Regions from separate parts of the Homo sapiens genome. Here region 2 is linked to region 1. Evidence: read pairs that join two places in POLR2A ChIA-PET (ENCODE). Cell type or tissue: endothelial cell of umbilical vein. All regions are shown on one strand. Each heading gives the region's core, and the rest is flanking DNA. Links, peaks and the distances in the headings are about the cores only.

Region 1 (8,060 bases), core at 1,882-6,881:
ACACTCCCACTAGATACACCTCCGCTAGATCCACCTCCACTAGATCCACCCGCACGAGATCCACCTCCCCTAGATCCACCTCCACTAGATCCACCTCTACTAGATCCACATCTACTTGATCCACCTCTACTAGTCCTATCTCCACCAGATCTAACTCTACTAGACCTACCTCTACCAGGCCTATCTTTACCAGACCTACCTCTACCAGGACTACCTCTACTAGACCTACTTCCACCAGGTCTACCTCTATTAAACCTCCCTTTACTCGGCCTACTTACAAGTAATGGTGGGATGTTCATGGGTGCGGAGTGGGAACAGGAAAAGGCACATCTGCTCTTAGTCAGGCATTTTGCAGGTGGACTACATATTTTTGCTTTTACTTCCTCTCCCATCAATCTTATTAGACAGTATGGTTATCTGCATCTTGTACAAAGAAGACTAAGTAGAGAGAAGTTAACTTGACCCAATTTGCACAGCTGGGAGGCACAGGAAGGATGAGAAAGCCAGGTTCACTGGTTTCCACATCCTGTGCATTGGGCAGGCTGATGGCATGTGCAGAAGGGAGCTCAAGACAGATGGGTGAAGGCAGGAGGACTTTGGGTGTCGAGAGCTAGTGGGAGGCTGGGTCACATTAAGTGATATCCAGAAGCAGATATGTGATTGAGAAAAGCCACTTTGATTGGAATATGGCTGCTAGATTATTTGATGCCAAGGCTAGAGACAAGAAGACCATGAATATCTTCAAGCTCTAATTACTAGACTTTGCACAACTCATTTAAGACACAAAACCTTAAAATAATCTTTTAAAATACAAATACCAACCTATACACTCTGTGGAACCTTTTTTCCATATCTCAACGTTAAAAAAAATCTTGATTTTCCTGAAATGTTTAGGTAGACAATTTTATACCCTTCTTATGATGGAAGCTTCCAGCTTTGAGCTTCATTTCAGATTTAGCATTTCAGAGCTAAATGACTGTATTTTGAAACTGCGGAACATACTGGTTTATTCCTTCTTCCTTTTCCTGTAAATTAAGGAGGAAACAGGAAAACACCATCACCTCCTCACTCCCTCCTATTTTACCATTTAGGGTTTTGTCTAATCCTAGAGACCTCACTCAGCTCAATGCCTTCTTTAATACTTGGTTTTCCGTTCCAGGCAACTGAGCCTTAAAAATTATTTCTGTCAGCTGTTTAGACTTCACTGTCTTCCTCCTAACAAATCCCAGATAAAAACAGAACAAAAAAGTAAGAACCAGAAGAGACGTTGAAATCCAAGTCAAGTCCTGTGAATACCTGCCAAGCAGAAGAAAAATGATGGCAGCTCATCTGCCCGCCCCCTCCCTTCAGCATCAGGGTGAAACTCACAGCGGCTGGTGTCCACTGCACAGCACAGCACTGCATCTCACTATTCTCCCGTATCTTATCGTAACAGTAATAGGCTCATTGCAAGCCCAACACGTACTGCACAGCAAGTCCATATGCCAAGACACCAACTTGCAGCAAAGAAAGAGGTTTTGTCTCAGGGACGCAGACAAGGAGACAGGAGGAACCTAAAATCTGTCTCCCAGAGGGGTTTGGAGTTAGGTTTTCCTGTTTCTTTGTTTGTTTGTTTGTTTAAGACAGAGTCTCTATCGTCCAGGCTGGAGTGCAGTGACACGATCTCGGCTCAATGCAACCTCTGCCTCCCTGGCTCAAGGGATTCTCATGCCTCAACTTACCAAATAGCTGGGATTACAGATGCCCGCCACCATGTCTTGCTAATTTTTATATTTTCAGTAGAGACAGGGTTTCACCATGTTGGCCAAGCTGCTCTCGAACTCCTGACCTCAGGTGATCCACCCGCCTCAGCCTCCCAAAGTGCTGGGATTACAGGTGTGAGCCACTGAGCCCAGCTGAGGTTAGGGTTTTTAACGGTTTTGGAGTGGGCTGAGGTGTGGAGACCATTGGTTGAAGAGTGCAGGGTGACATTATGAGACAGGGAGAGGAAGAAGCTGTATTCTCAGACTGATTCCATTACTCTTTGGGGTCTTCAAATTGGTGGACTCAGCTATTTTTCTGGAATTTGAGATCTGAAAAACATCTGAAGCAATTCTTAAACAAAAGCCTTACAGAAATCCTATTTAAAGGACTCCTATCTATAAGAATGTGAATGGTCAGTATCTAGTGCTCAGTGACTTCTGTTTATAAGAAATTGGGCCACAGTGCAGCGTGATTAATGCTTAACTATAACTACATTTCTGTCCAGAATTCTTGTTAACTCTGTGAGGACGGCTTCAATATGAAGAACTTCCTGGCGACTGAAATTTATTTTTTATGGTTCTTTGTTGTTCCTTCAATTTAGGTACCTAAGCCTAAGAAAATTCTTAGAATCATCTCAAATTTCCAGAGCCTCCTGGCTACAACAAATCTTGGTACCAATTTCTGTATCAGTCAAGATTGTCAGTTGCAACCCACAGTAACTTTGAATGATCTAAGAAGAAAATATATCTGTGAAGAGCCATTGCTTGGCTTAGAAAATGGGTAAAGTCAGGCCAGGCACGGTGGCTCACACCTGTAATCCCAGCACTTTGGGAGGCCGAGGTGGGCAGATCACCTGAGGTCAGGAGTTCGAGAGCAACCTGGCCAACATGGTGAAACGGCCCCTCTACTAAAAATATAAAAATTAGCCAGACATGGTAGCGCATGCCTGTAATCCCAACTGCTTGGGAGGCTGAGGCAGGAGAATCACTTGAACTTGGGAGACGGAGGTTGCAGTGAGCTGAGATCATGCCACTGCACTCTAGCCTGGGCAACAGAGTGACACTTCATCTCAAAAATAAAAAAAAAAAATAAAATGGGTAAAGACAAACAGAGATGAATCTGGAGGCACAGCCAACCTCATCCCACAGGCAGGTCTACAGAGACTCTGCTGACGCCATAGCTGCCCCGAGTCCAAATCCTGTGTGTCCAACACCAGAGGCAGGTCACACCCAGCTGCTGGGGTGAGGGACCCTGGCACTGACCGTCCCCACCTCCGCCTCTGCAGCTGCTGAAAGGCATTATCCACCGGCTGGCAGCTTTGTGCCACTAGTTGTGAGTTGGCTCAGGCTTCTAGAACAAAGTACCACAGACTGGGAGGCTTAAGCAGCAGCAATTTATTTTCTCAAAACTCTGGAGCCTGGAAGGCAGAGACCAAGGTGCTGGCAGAGTCGGCTCCTTCCCAGCTGTGAGGAGGAATCTGTTCCAGGCCTCTCCTGTGGCTTGTAGATGGCTGTCTTCTCCCTGTGTCTTTTCACATCGTTTTCCCTCTGTAGATGTCTCTGTGCCCAAACTTTTTCTTTTTATAAGGACACCAGCCATAGGGAGTTACGACCCACGTTAATGACCGCATTTTAAATGGATTACCTCCATAATGACCCTATCTCAAATAAGGTCACATTCAGGGACTGGAGACTAGGATGTCAACACATGAATTTTAGTGGAGAGCCAATTTTACCCATAACATTAGTGGTCAAAATTGTCCATACGTGTTTGTGTGTGTGTCAGTGTATGTAGTGTGTGCATTAGTGCATACATTACAGAAGCCAGCCTAGCATTTAAATCCATTGTCATGTAAAAGAAGATTGCTTCAAGGTAAAAGTCTTGGTCATGAGTACACTAGCTGGTAAAATCTGTGTGTTTCACAGGAATAAGATTTATGAAGCCATGGAGCGTACAGCTGTTAAAATAGATGGAATAAAGCAAAGTCATCTAATAAAAATGTGTGCTTGGCTGTGAAGTGTGAGCCAACTGTAGGGATGCTTCACAGATGTCCTGTGATTTTTTTGTGACTGCTGTAGGTGGCCAAAATGATCCTAATATCTTTAAACAAAGGCATATTGAGGCCCTATTTATGTCTCTCATATTACTTCCAATCTCAGCATCAGCTGTGCAGTCTAAAGGGAGAACCTAGATTCCTAACGTTTTCAACTTTTTAACATACTTTAAAAAAGATAACGTTATTATTCCAGTGAAAGCATTATTCCACCAAAAGATAATGCGCACATAATCGCTATAGGAAGTGTTGATTTTGTGCGCATCTCTGAAATGCTTGACCTGGGTTACAAAGGGAGGCTTTTATTAGAAAGCAGGAACTTAACGCTAAGTCCATGCTTGCAATCAATTCTTTTGTCAAAAAAATGTACATGAAGCAGGCCTGAATTAAGTACAAGATAACATGGCACAGAAAGTCAGGCACATGCTGAGGTCAGGATAAATATCAGAATAACCAAAAAGTTTTGAGCTGGATATAACAGAAAAAAATGGCGGTCACTAATTAAAAGAAAATTGAGGTTGAGGATTGGGAGAGGCACCTTAGTTGGGATAATTCCATCTGGGACCATTCTAAATCCCATCTGCCAATGTCCTGAAAAGATACCTTCTCTCCCTGAAATAATTTAAACAAAATCCCCAAATACTTCATAATATTTGTGCATTTCATTGTCTAGTCATTGCCCAGACAAATATTGACAAGCAGTGGCAAACATGTAAGCATTACTTCTCCACAGGACTTTGCAAAGTCCCTGTTCTAGCCCATTGCCTCCCAGAAATGCCTTCTTCATGGCCCCTGGGGACTGAAGTGCAGGCCACCTTTCCTTCTCTGCCTCCCAAAACGTTACAGGAACTGCCTGGGGGGCAGCTGAACCAATTTTGCAAAACCTAATGTGGGTCAGGGATCAGCTATTTGAGGCTGAAGTTCAAACCTTTCGGTAAACATCAACCCTCCCAACCCTAAAAAGGATATATAGATACATATCCAGAGAAATATGTAAACATGTTTTTCCCTAAGATTGCTGTACTTCCTGTATCCAGTCAACCCAGAAATACCACAAGTTCAACCTTTCTCACAGTATTTTTCCACTTCTCTGGGACTCAGCCAGAATCTCAAAGTGCAGAGATGAGCAATAATCATAAAATCTGGGCCCCTTCCAGGAAACGTGTCAAATGAATTCAAATTATTCTCATTAGCATCACTAGCAGGAATGGTAATAATGGCTTTCATTGCCAGTGTCCTATGAACCAGGATGGCTGGGAAAAGCGATTGCAAAAAAAAAAAAAAAAAGTAACTCTTCTACTTGCTCCAGAAAACTGCACGCCTGGCATCCAGGGGTTTGAGGGTGGCGGAGTCTACATCACTCATTCTGAGAAAACAGAGGCCCAGAGATATTGTCTCAAGATGGTAGCCAGGCCAGGGAAGAGGTCAGAGCTCCTGGCTCAGAGTCCAGGCCATTTTCCACGACTGTACTTAGTGCCCAGCTCAGACCCTGCCAGGAGCCCAGGAGTGAGGACAAGACGCAGCTGCACTCCACCTGCTTTTGCCCCTCTGCAGGCCCCTCCCCTTTACCCGGTGTCATAGAAATTCAGCATTCAGGGGCAGCAACATGTTTCCCTGCGAGCACCCCACTGCTCCATCATGATGAGATGACTGTGAACTGGGACACCTCGCCTTGATTTTCTTATCTGTAGGATGGTGAAAATAATGGGCCCTACTTCACACAGGCTGCATGTCCTACCACGGTGCCTGGTCTCTCCACCATCATTATTTTTCCACGCAAAGCATTTCCTGACAAATTGTGAGGAATACATTGAGAACGCAAGTTCAGTGTGCATCGTCACTAACTGTGCAGGAAGAGCCCCTGGTCTTGGACTCAGAGGCGTTGGTAGGTGGACTCCATTGTGAATATATATATAATATATATTCACCTCCATCACATATAGGTGATTCACATTGCTTCCTCACCAACGACTCAGCTTTGGACATTTCTGGAGAGTTTTGGATTACTGTAGTCCATAAAGAACTTCAACAGCTCTCTCTTCTTAGGTAGATACTTCTGGATTTCTGGCATTTAAAAGAGAATCATCCTAAAAATGGGCTGCATATGAGCTCGTCTTTTCAACACCTTTCAGTGCTCAAGGAAAAAATAACACTCACTTCTTACAGTCTTAACAGCAGAAAGGTAGATCTTTTCAAACGCAAACAAAATAAAATAAGAAACTGTGAAATTTACTGAGTGTATTTGAGGGAACCCTATTACTGCCTAGATTTCAAAATACCAGCTTTGAGCAGAAGAAAAGCCACCTGCCTATGAAGTTCATCTATATGCACTATGCTGAAACAGTCACATATTCTTTCTCCCATAAAAACCTAAAACAGATGATTAATATAGCCAAAGACTGAGTTAGATTAATTAATTTAGCTAATTTGAAATAATCTGGCATGTTGACAGCATCATTTAGTCTCAGCCCAGTGATGAAAAAACGGACTTCAAGAGATTCTTCCCCAGGTGTTTCAGCCTTGGAATCATTTTAATTTCATGTTGATCTAATTAGTAATTCCAATCACAGGGGAAAGGAGGAAAAAAAATACCTTTCCTCAGTTCATGGTCAATAACTTTGTACCCATGTGGACATTAGTGCTCTCCTGCTTCTCACTAGGGGCTGGAAGCCTTCCATCTGATAATGGACGGTAATGGATGGATGGCGGATTTGCACGGCGTGTGGTCCCCAGGGGAGACAGCGGGGCGGGTGACTCAGAGGATGGGAGCCTCGCCCGCCCGGCAGCACAGCCCTCCCCAGCTCCAGGAGCATTTCCTCCTGAAAACAGGAAGCGACCTCGGTTTATAAATGCCCCGAAGGGAACATTTCAGCTGTCTCCTCCGTGATTGTACAAAGAACCAGGCAGAGATCCTGGAAGGTCATGAGGATGGGAAGTGAGTCCGCGGGGGTCGTGTCTCCCCCCGGGGTGCGTGGGGCTCAGCAACACGTGTGGGGCCCTTCTCCCCAAGGCTCACTCTAGGACTCCCGGGAAAGACAGCTTGGGTGAACCTGGGTGTGGCAGGTATTACAGGAAGGAAAATGGGCTGTATGGGTGATAGATAGGAGTGTAGGGGGAAGGGATAGCAGGCGGAGCGGGGAAGGGATGGCGCAGGTGGAGCACGGGCCCCTGCAGAACCATGAGGCCACTAGGTTTCAGAGCCCTCAGGGTCCTACTGTCCCAGAAAGCCTGCGGGTCCAGCACCGGGCTTCTGTGTCTTAGGGCAGCTTTTGGAGGTGCTTCCTTTGTCTGCTAACTTACCTTTACCTTCCTACATTTTGTTTGAAGTCAGAGAAAATTGCCCATTTGGGGGCAACAATGAAGCATTCATCACTCTCCGGAGCTAAGCCATCTCGAGTAGCCCTCAATCAAACTCTGCTATTTTTACCTCAGAGCACAGAGGCCACAGCGGATAAAGGACCCTTAAGGTAGCTCATCTAATTTGTGATGGGGCCCAGGGTTGTAATACATCGTCTTCACGGCCGTCTTCAGGGCCATGAGCCCTGAGCAGGGCTGGTTTCCCATGCGTGTCTGCTTGGGATGGGGAGTTTCATCAGGAAAACCAAGCACATATTAGAACAGGAACAGCAGCTTGGCAGTCAGGGCCCGGACCAAGAATGCAAAGGGGCTGGAGGATCCAGGCTCAATAGTAGCTCAAAAAGGAAGATACACACAAAGCTGACACACAGAGTGAGCCACCGCCGGCACTGAGGTCACGGTACACAGTGAGCCACGCCTGGCCAGGACACGGACACATGGGACACTACCCTCCCTTCGCCCCGCATGCACCACCTGGTCCCGTGCTTCCCCTGGAGCCGCCTCCTTTCCCATCCTCTGCACTCCCTGGTCCACTCAAGTCTCTGCTCTCTCACACTTCCTCCTGAAGCCAGGCTTTCTCAGAATCGCTGGGATCCGCCTCCCCTCTGCAGCTCTGCAGCTCTGCAGAGCTGAGGGCTTTGCTGCCCCTAAAGCGCTAACTACTCACAGAACGATGTCAAGGGCATCTCTCATCGTCCACATCCATCTTTTTTGTCTCCCGCGGAGGGGCTGAGTCCACGCTTTGTGTGGCTTCAGTATTCAGCCCCTGGCTTCCTCACCCGGCCACTGTGAGCTTTCCTTACACAAAACTGGACTGAACTGCTGGGTCAATTCTCAAACCATGCAGAAAAGCAGGGAGGTGCCGGCATTGGCCTGAATTTATCATACTCTTCATTTCCCCGAAGTA
Region 2 (8,060 bases), core at 1,352-6,351, 1.4 Mb before region 1:
TGCCCATTTTTTATTTGGGTCATTCATTTTCTTATTGTTGGATTTTAAGAGTTCTTTGTGTATTTTGGATAAGAGTCCTTTATTAGATGTGTCTTTGTAAATATTTTCTCCCAGTCTGTCTGTAACTTGTCTTTTCATTTCCTTGACATTGTCTTTAGCAAAATAAAAAAATTTTTATTTTAACGAAGTGAGCTTATCAATTATTTCTTTCATGGCTCATCCCTTTGATGTTGTATTTTAAAAGTCATTGCAAAGACATAAGAATTATATAATGGACTTCGGGGACTCAGGGGGAAGGCTGGGAGGGGAGTGAGAGATAAAAGACTACACATTGGGCACAATGTACACTACTCTGGTGATGGGTGCACCAGAATATCAGAAATCACCACTAAATAACTTTTCCATGCAACCAAACACTACTTGTCGCCCCAAAACAATTGAAATAAAAATTAAAATTAAAAAATCAGAGACTAGACAGAAAAAAATTAAAATAAAAATTAGTAAATTAGAATATCCTGGAACACAGTAATCAATATAAAAAATAAAAATAAAAAAAATCACTAAACCCAAGATCATCTAGATTTTCTCTTATTTTCTAGAAGTTTCATAGTGTTGTGTTTTACATTTAGGCCTTCGATCCACTTTGAGTTAATTTTAATGAAGAGTGTGAGATCTGTGTCTGGATTTATTTTTTTGCATGTGGATGTCCAACATCATTTGTTGAAAAGACTGAAAGTTCTCCAGTGTATTGCCTTTGCTCCTTTGTCAAACATCAGCTTATTATATTTGTGGTGATCTATTTCTGTGCTATTTTGTTCCATTGATCCATTTGCCTGTTTCATAAATACCACACTGTCTTGATTACTGCAGTAGATTTATTGTAAGTCTTGAGGTCAGGTAGTGTGAGTCCTCTAACTTTGTTCTTTTCCTTCAATATTGAGTTATCTATTCTGTGTCTTTTGCTTCTTCATATGAACTATGGATTCAGTTTATCCACAAAATAATTTAGTAAGATTTTGATGAGATTACACTGAATGTTTAGATCAGTTTGGGGAGAGCTGATGTCTTGACAATATTGAGTCCTTGTATTCATGAACATGGAATATCACTCGATTTATTTATTTATTTTTACATCTTTCATCAGAGTTTTGTAGTTTTCCTATATAGGACTCATATGTATTTTGTTAGATTTATACATAAGTATTTCATTTTCGGGGGTGCTAATGTAAATGGTACTGTGCTTTTAATTTCAAATACCACTTGTTGAATTCTGGTATATAGGAAAATAGTTGATTTTTGTATATTAATCTTGTCTTCTGCAACCTTGCTATAATTGCTTAGTAGTTTCAGAAGCTTTTCATCAATTCTTTGGAAATTAAATTAAGATAGCAAATAATGTCACCTGTGAACAAAGACAGTTTAATTTTTTTCTTCCCAAACTGTATATCTTTTTTTTTTTTTTTTTTTTTTTTTTTAGACAGAGTCTCACTCTGTCACCCAGGCTGGAGTGCAGTGGCGGGATCTCGGCTCACAGCAACCTCTGCCTCCTGGGTTCTAGCGATTCTCCTGCCTCAGCCTCATGAGTAGCTGGGATTACAGGCATGCATCACTATGCCTGGCTAATTTTTATGTTTTTAGTAGAGATGGGGTTTCATCTTGTTGGTCAGGGTGGTCTCAAACTCCTGACCTCATGATCCACCCTCCTTGGCCTCCCAAAGTGCTGGGATTACAGGCGTGAGCCACTGCACCCAGCCTGTATACCTTTTAGTTCCTTTTTTGTCTTATTATATTAGTTAGGATGTCCAGTACAGTGTTGAGAAGGAGTGGTGAGGGGACATTTTTTGCCTTTTCTTGGTAGAAGTGCTTTTTAACAGTACAGTTTCCCCATATGTGCCCTATTGAATCAGAAGGTTATGGTGGGTGTTTGGGACCTTTGGTCTGGAAGATTTCTAACGGCCTCATTGACAGATGCATTTGTATGTCATGGTATAACTTCACACTCAAAATACTTTTGTCTTTGTTATGGCATTCTGCTATAGCTGCTAAGATGCTGAGGCTTAAGAAATTCTTCATGAACACTTATTACCTCGCTCTCAGCTATTGTCTTTTTACCCTTGTCACTGTCTTTAGTGGATACTGGGATTTGCTGATTGTAATTGTCGTCCTGGTGATCTGCTTCCTGTGTGATATACTAGATCCATTAGTGTCTCCTGCATATCCCGTGGCTGGGGGTGTGGAGAGTAATAGATAAGATAGCCTCCCATGGAAGTAGCTAAAGGGTTTGTGTGTTTGGGAGACGAGATTAGGAAAGTTCACAAGTAATAATATAAACTAGAATAAAAAAATAGCGTGGGATAAATATAAATGATATTCAGTGGGACTCTAAAAGGAAGAAATTGTATGAAGTTGTGAGGGATAAATGATTATTGAAATCAGCCTTCAAGATAAGAAGTACTGATGAATAGAAATGGGGAGAAATAATTTTTTGGTGGTTGAGCAGTTTTATTTAAAGATTCTCAACATATAACACATTGTCAAGGGAAAAGGGAGCATGAATATGAAGTGCAGCATGAACACACTTTTTAAAAGTGCATTTTGGTAGCTCCATGGATAGCCTGTTCTTAAGGATGAGGGAAGTTAACGCTGGGAGTGAGTGAATATTTTAGGTTTAGATATAGGCATTTCTTTATCTAGTTGCTTTATTGGGTATCTTACACTGAATAATAATGTATAGGGAATAGTCTCTCTGGGGCATCTTTGCACAGTGGCTCATTCTAAATCCCCATCACTGGTGCATGCATTGAGGGAATAACACACATCTGCTACAGCCTGTGTGTATGTTTCTCAGTGTTTGACACAGCTTCACACAACCTTCATCATCACCTCAGCAAACTCAGGGCTAGACCTTTTGAGACAACAGAGCAACAAGTGTGATTTCTCTGCACACATATGATGTTGAGAGATGAGGACAGGGAGAAGTGCAGAAACAACAGCACACCTTTTGTTTTTTTTTTTTGCAGCTGGACAGATAAGCACACTCAGGGGAGAAAACGTAGGGTCCACTAGGGATGAGAGAGTAGAAACCAGCAACAGAAATGCCAGCTGCCCATGAAGAATCAAAGAAGCAGCAAACAAAAGCTAAACGCTGTCCTGCTGGTGGCAGCTCTGCTAAGCCTGTTTTGATAGACTTGAATTTTTGCACACCTCACAACAAAGCACTCAGCCTTTCAGTTCTTGCTTTGAGTCAATTGTTCTAATAACATCATTAACCCGGGGAACAGCACTAAGTGATTCTGTTTGGGTTGAAGCCAGTAAGAAGCCCAAGGACGAAATGTACCACTTCATGCCGAATCTTTACAAACACCATTCCTGGCACTAAAGGTTTACTTGACTTTTCTCCCCAGTAGCCAAGGGACCTATCTTCTGCCAAGGTTTCAATGGAGATGGCCAATCGGAGTCATCTAAGCCAAAATAAACCTCTTTTTGTCCTCCAAGAGCAGATTTGCTTGTGTGAATGATGCAGTTGTTATCTTGCCAAGTCAACAGCTTTAGAAGTGAATAGACTACTTAGAGGCCGGGGATTATACATGTACAAAAAGGGGAAAGACTCCACAAAGAGGATGTGAGATTTATGAACTTTGAGAAATAGCATTTGGCTGAGCCAGTGACGACAAGATCAAGTAGGGAAGCATGGGCCTCTGCGCCGAACCACTGTGCTAGAGCTTTGTGGACAAGAAATTCCATTTGTCTGGTTATTCACCAGGACTCCAAGTATACTGTTTTGTCTAATAAGAAGCTAAAATGGCCAAGTTCAGCTCAAAGGAAATACCACGGCCACTCAGGCAGCAATACTAGTTTACAGAATCTGGACAAAATTTAACTGCTGTAATGGAAGAGGGCTCAAGAAGGAATGCATGAAGTCTATACCTTAAGTTCTGTTTAAAGTGACACAAAAATAATAGCTTGTCATGTGAGCAACCAAAAAAAAAGCATCATGTGGCCAGATGCGTTGGCTCATGCCTGTAATCCCAGCACTTTGGAAGGCTGAGGCGGGTGGATCACAAGGTCAGGAGTTCGAGACCAGCCTAACCAACATGGTGAAACCTTGTCTCTACTAAAAATACAAAAATTAGCCAGGCGTGGTGGCGCATGCCTGTAATCTCAGCTACTCAGGAGGCTGAGGCAGGAGAATCGCTTGAACCTGGGAGGCAGAGGTTGCAGTGAGCCAAGACTGTGCCACTGCACTCTGCCCTGGGTGACAGAGCGAGACTCTATCTCAAAAACAAAAAGCATCATGTTTTTTAGTCATAAATGGATTACGACAGAAAAAAAAATCACTGTGGTGTACTGTCAGAAGGCCCTCAAAACACTTTCCAGTATTCAGAGTGCAGAGGAAAAAAATCGGGAGGAAATTCTGCTTGTAAGTGCTCATTAGACATTCCCAATAAAGGAAAATCCCTTCTTCAAATCTCACATAAACTGGCCCCACATACACAGAAAGCAACCGGTAAGTTGCTAAAGTAAAGGATGAAAAGGCAGCCACAAATAATAGTCCACGAGTTTCTGAGGACAAGATTATGATATTATAAGGAGCTCTTTTTCACTGAAGTTGCCCAACGCCAACTATCCTATCTTTTACCACAACTTAACTGTTAGACTTTCACCAGAAATGTCTGCCTTATCTTTGTCTCATGATGAAAATAAAGACTGTCCAAGCAACCACAAGAACCATAAATGTGGTTCTCATCGATGGGGACACACGGGGGACAGCGACTTGTCAATCTCAGACTGTGCAGGCATATACCCTTCAAAGCAGTGGTTCCTCTGCATTATAGCACTGTGTGACACAGAGAAAAAAAATAGAAACAGACGATGGTCTGTAGCAAGGTTGCTTCTGGAGGTATTAAATTATGCATCTCTCCTCTCTCTGCTTCTCCTTCTTCCCTCTTTCTTCATTTCCTGCTGTACCCTCTCCATGTGGCTTTAATAACTGCGAGCTTCTGCCTGTATCTGAAATGGCTACAGGTGTTGCCATCACATTACCAATGTGTTGATTTAATAGAGTATTATTGTGGCATTTCACTCCACTGCCTGAACTTTGTGGAAAATGGCAACCTTGAATGGGGTGGAAGACACTCATCTCCCCCTCAAGTGAATTCTTTGCAGATTTATGTCTATCAGTGATTGATTATGACCGACCTCCACATGTTATCCAGTTCCAATAAAATTTTAGTTAAATAGAAGCCTTAAGGAGAGTAATCCCTGCTCTCTCAAACATCACTACAAGGGGATCCCATTTCTAGTTCAAATTCAATCTTGAAGTAGTTTCCTTTTAAGCTGAGTCAGTTAGAATTAACATGGATTGAAAGAAAAAAAGATTAAACAACTTTTGAAAATAATTGTAACTACTGAAATGACAATAACTGAAATTTATTGAGAATACCGTACTTCAGGTATTGTGCTAGGACATTTACCTGGCTTATCTCATTTAACAATTATTTGGTGGAATCTAACAATTTTAAATTGCTCACAGTATTGGTAAGTTAAACTAGCAATTTGTTTTTATTTTCCCACACTGAATTATATATTAGATGCCTTTATTTTTTTAGTTTTGTAATTTAAAAAAATGTACCCAGGTCTTCATTGCAGATATTCTTCAGTATGGAAAACTCCCCATTTCCTCTCTACTTCTCTTTACTACCACTGTGCTTTTTTTTTTTAAGTTGGAAAGGTAGCCCATATTTTAGAACTATAAGATAATTTCCTGTAGGTTTTTATTCTAAATTTTTTGTTTAGAATAATATGAAAGCATTCATTTATGGGATGATATCTAATATTAGATAATATTAGATAATAATATTGTTGATATTATATGTCAGCTTTTATAGCTCATAGTCAAATTTACAACAATTCAATCTCAGATGTCTAGAATATATTTGTCCTTTCTGTAAATGATTTGCATCTTTTCATAAAATCTTAGTTTGAACTACCCAGATATGCCTTCTTGTTTTAGGGTGCTTCAAATGTCTTGGGCAAGAATTTAGGAGAATAATATAAATGATAAAGATGTAAACAAATGAACAATTACCACATTCTTTATAATGAAAGAATTGAAACTCTAGATGACAAGAAGATGGTATATATATGAGTAAATGTTAAAGCCCCGTCGTGTACACATGAGAATGTGGAAGGAAAGGGTCTTGTCCCCCTCGATGGGGACACACAGGGGATAGCAACTTGCCAATCTCAGACTGTGCAGGCACGTACCCTTCGAAGCAGCAGTTCCTCTGCATTATAGCACTGTGTGACACAGAGAAAAAAATAGGAACAAATGATGTGTCTGTAGCAAGGCTGCTTCTGGAGGTATTAATTTATGCATCTCTCCTCTCTCTGCTTCTCCTTCTTCCCTCTTCCTTTATTTCCTCCTGGAGTTGGGCCTTACAGCTCCTTGTCTGAGGGATCTGGGCAGGGAAGGCAGCAGAAGCTTCCAGAAGACAAAGGCTCTTCAGGCCAAGTGCCCTGGATACAGGGTGAAGAGAAGGAGCTTTGGAAAGAAAGATCTGAGGGTAAAGCCTGCAATGCCTCTCCTGGACCCAAGGATGGGTGAGTGACTGCTCTCTGGCCAAATGGCTGCTGCTTCATCCCTTGGTGAGAGGCACTCAGAGGGACGACTCGCAGCCTCAAGGAGGACGCCCTGTTCCTCTGGCCCAAAAGCAGCGAGAGCCTGATAACCGGGAGACAAGAGCAGGGGCCATCCACCTTCAGCAGGGACTGGCTATCCAACTGGCTTCTTCACCAGCCTGGTTGGAATTAAGTCCACTGGAAGGAAACAACAACTATTTTTAATATTAATTTAAGTTGTTTTTTTGTTTTGTTTTGTTTTGTTTGAGACGGACTCTTGCTCTGTCGCCCAGGCTGGAGTGCAGTGGCACAATCTTGGCTCACTGCAAGCTCTGCTTGCCGGGTTCACGCCTTTCTCCTGCCTCAGCCTCCCCAGTAGCCGGGACTACAGGCGCCTGCCACCACGCCCAGCTAATTTTTTGTATTTTTAGTAGAGATGGAGTTTCACCATGTTAGCCAGGATGGTCTCGATCTCCTGACCTCGTGATCCGCCCACCTTGGCCTCCCGAAGTGTTGGGATTACAGGTGTAAGCCACTGCGCCTGGCCTTAAGCTTTTACATTGGAATTTGTTTTGCCTTAAATTGGAAGAATAAAGACTGATTGGATGAATTGTGGAATCTATAGAAGGGAATATTCTGCCACTACTGAAATCCATGTGGTGCAGCCACACATGCTGATAGGGAAAGTGTCCAAGGTCCCACATTCAGTGAAAAAGCAAGACGTGTGATATGGTTTGGCTTTATGTCCCCACCCAAATCTCATGTTGACTTGTAATTCCCAGTGTTGGGGGAGGGACCAGGTGGAAGGTGATTGCATCATGGGGGCAGATTCCCCCTTGCTGTTCTCGTGATAGTGAGTTCTCATGAGATCTGATGGTTTAAAAGTGTGTGACAGTACCCGCTTCCCTCTCTCTCTCTCCTGATCGGCCATGTTAAGATGTGCTGGCTTCCCCTTTGCCTTCTGCCAAGGTTGTAAGTTTCCTGAGGCCTCCCCACCCATGCAGAACTGTGAGTCAATTAAACCTCTTTTCTTCATAAATGACCCAGTGTCAGGTAGTCATTTATAGCAGTGTGAGAACAATTAATACAACGTGGAATTTGATAAATATGATACATACATTCAAACACTTAATATACTGTATATACATACACACACATATACACATATGCATACATATACAAACATACACATATGTAAATACACACATACATACATACAAATACACAGACATGGGCACATAGACATACACACAAAGATGTACTCACAGACACACAAATACACAGACACAAGTACACAGACACACACACATATACTGTATACACACACGTGCATACACATATGTAATATGCATACACATACACAGAGACACAAATAAACACAAATAGACACACATACATACACCCACATAGACACACTCACCCCAAAGACACATACACAT

What was found. Peaks named below come from ENCODE experiments on the same cell type or tissue, not always from the same donor. Only the 100,000 strongest peaks of a DNase experiment are listed, where the experiment ranks them.
Region 2: POLR2A ChIA-PET joins it to region 1 with 6 read pairs; 2 of 35 experiments call an interaction of 5 or more read pairs at or near these places.

What each region holds. Positions count from the first base shown.
Region 1 is chr10:3,423,174-3,431,233 of GRCh38, reverse strand. The region is part of intron 1 of LOC105376360 (a long non-coding RNA gene); the gene reads right to left. Among named protein-coding and RNA genes, the nearest start is that of LINC02669, 76 kb to the left of the region's middle. In endothelial cell of umbilical vein, for the core only: no CTCF peak of the experiment used is centred there; DNase peaks (open chromatin) are centred at 4,873 and 6,573; H3K27ac peaks cover 2,433 bases.
Region 2 is chr10:4,816,546-4,824,605 of GRCh38, reverse strand. No RefSeq gene overlaps it. Among named protein-coding and RNA genes, the nearest start is that of AKR1E2, 5.6 kb to the left of the region's middle. In endothelial cell of umbilical vein, for the core only: no CTCF peak of the experiment used is centred there; no DNase peak of the experiment used is centred there; H3K27me3 peaks cover 142 bases.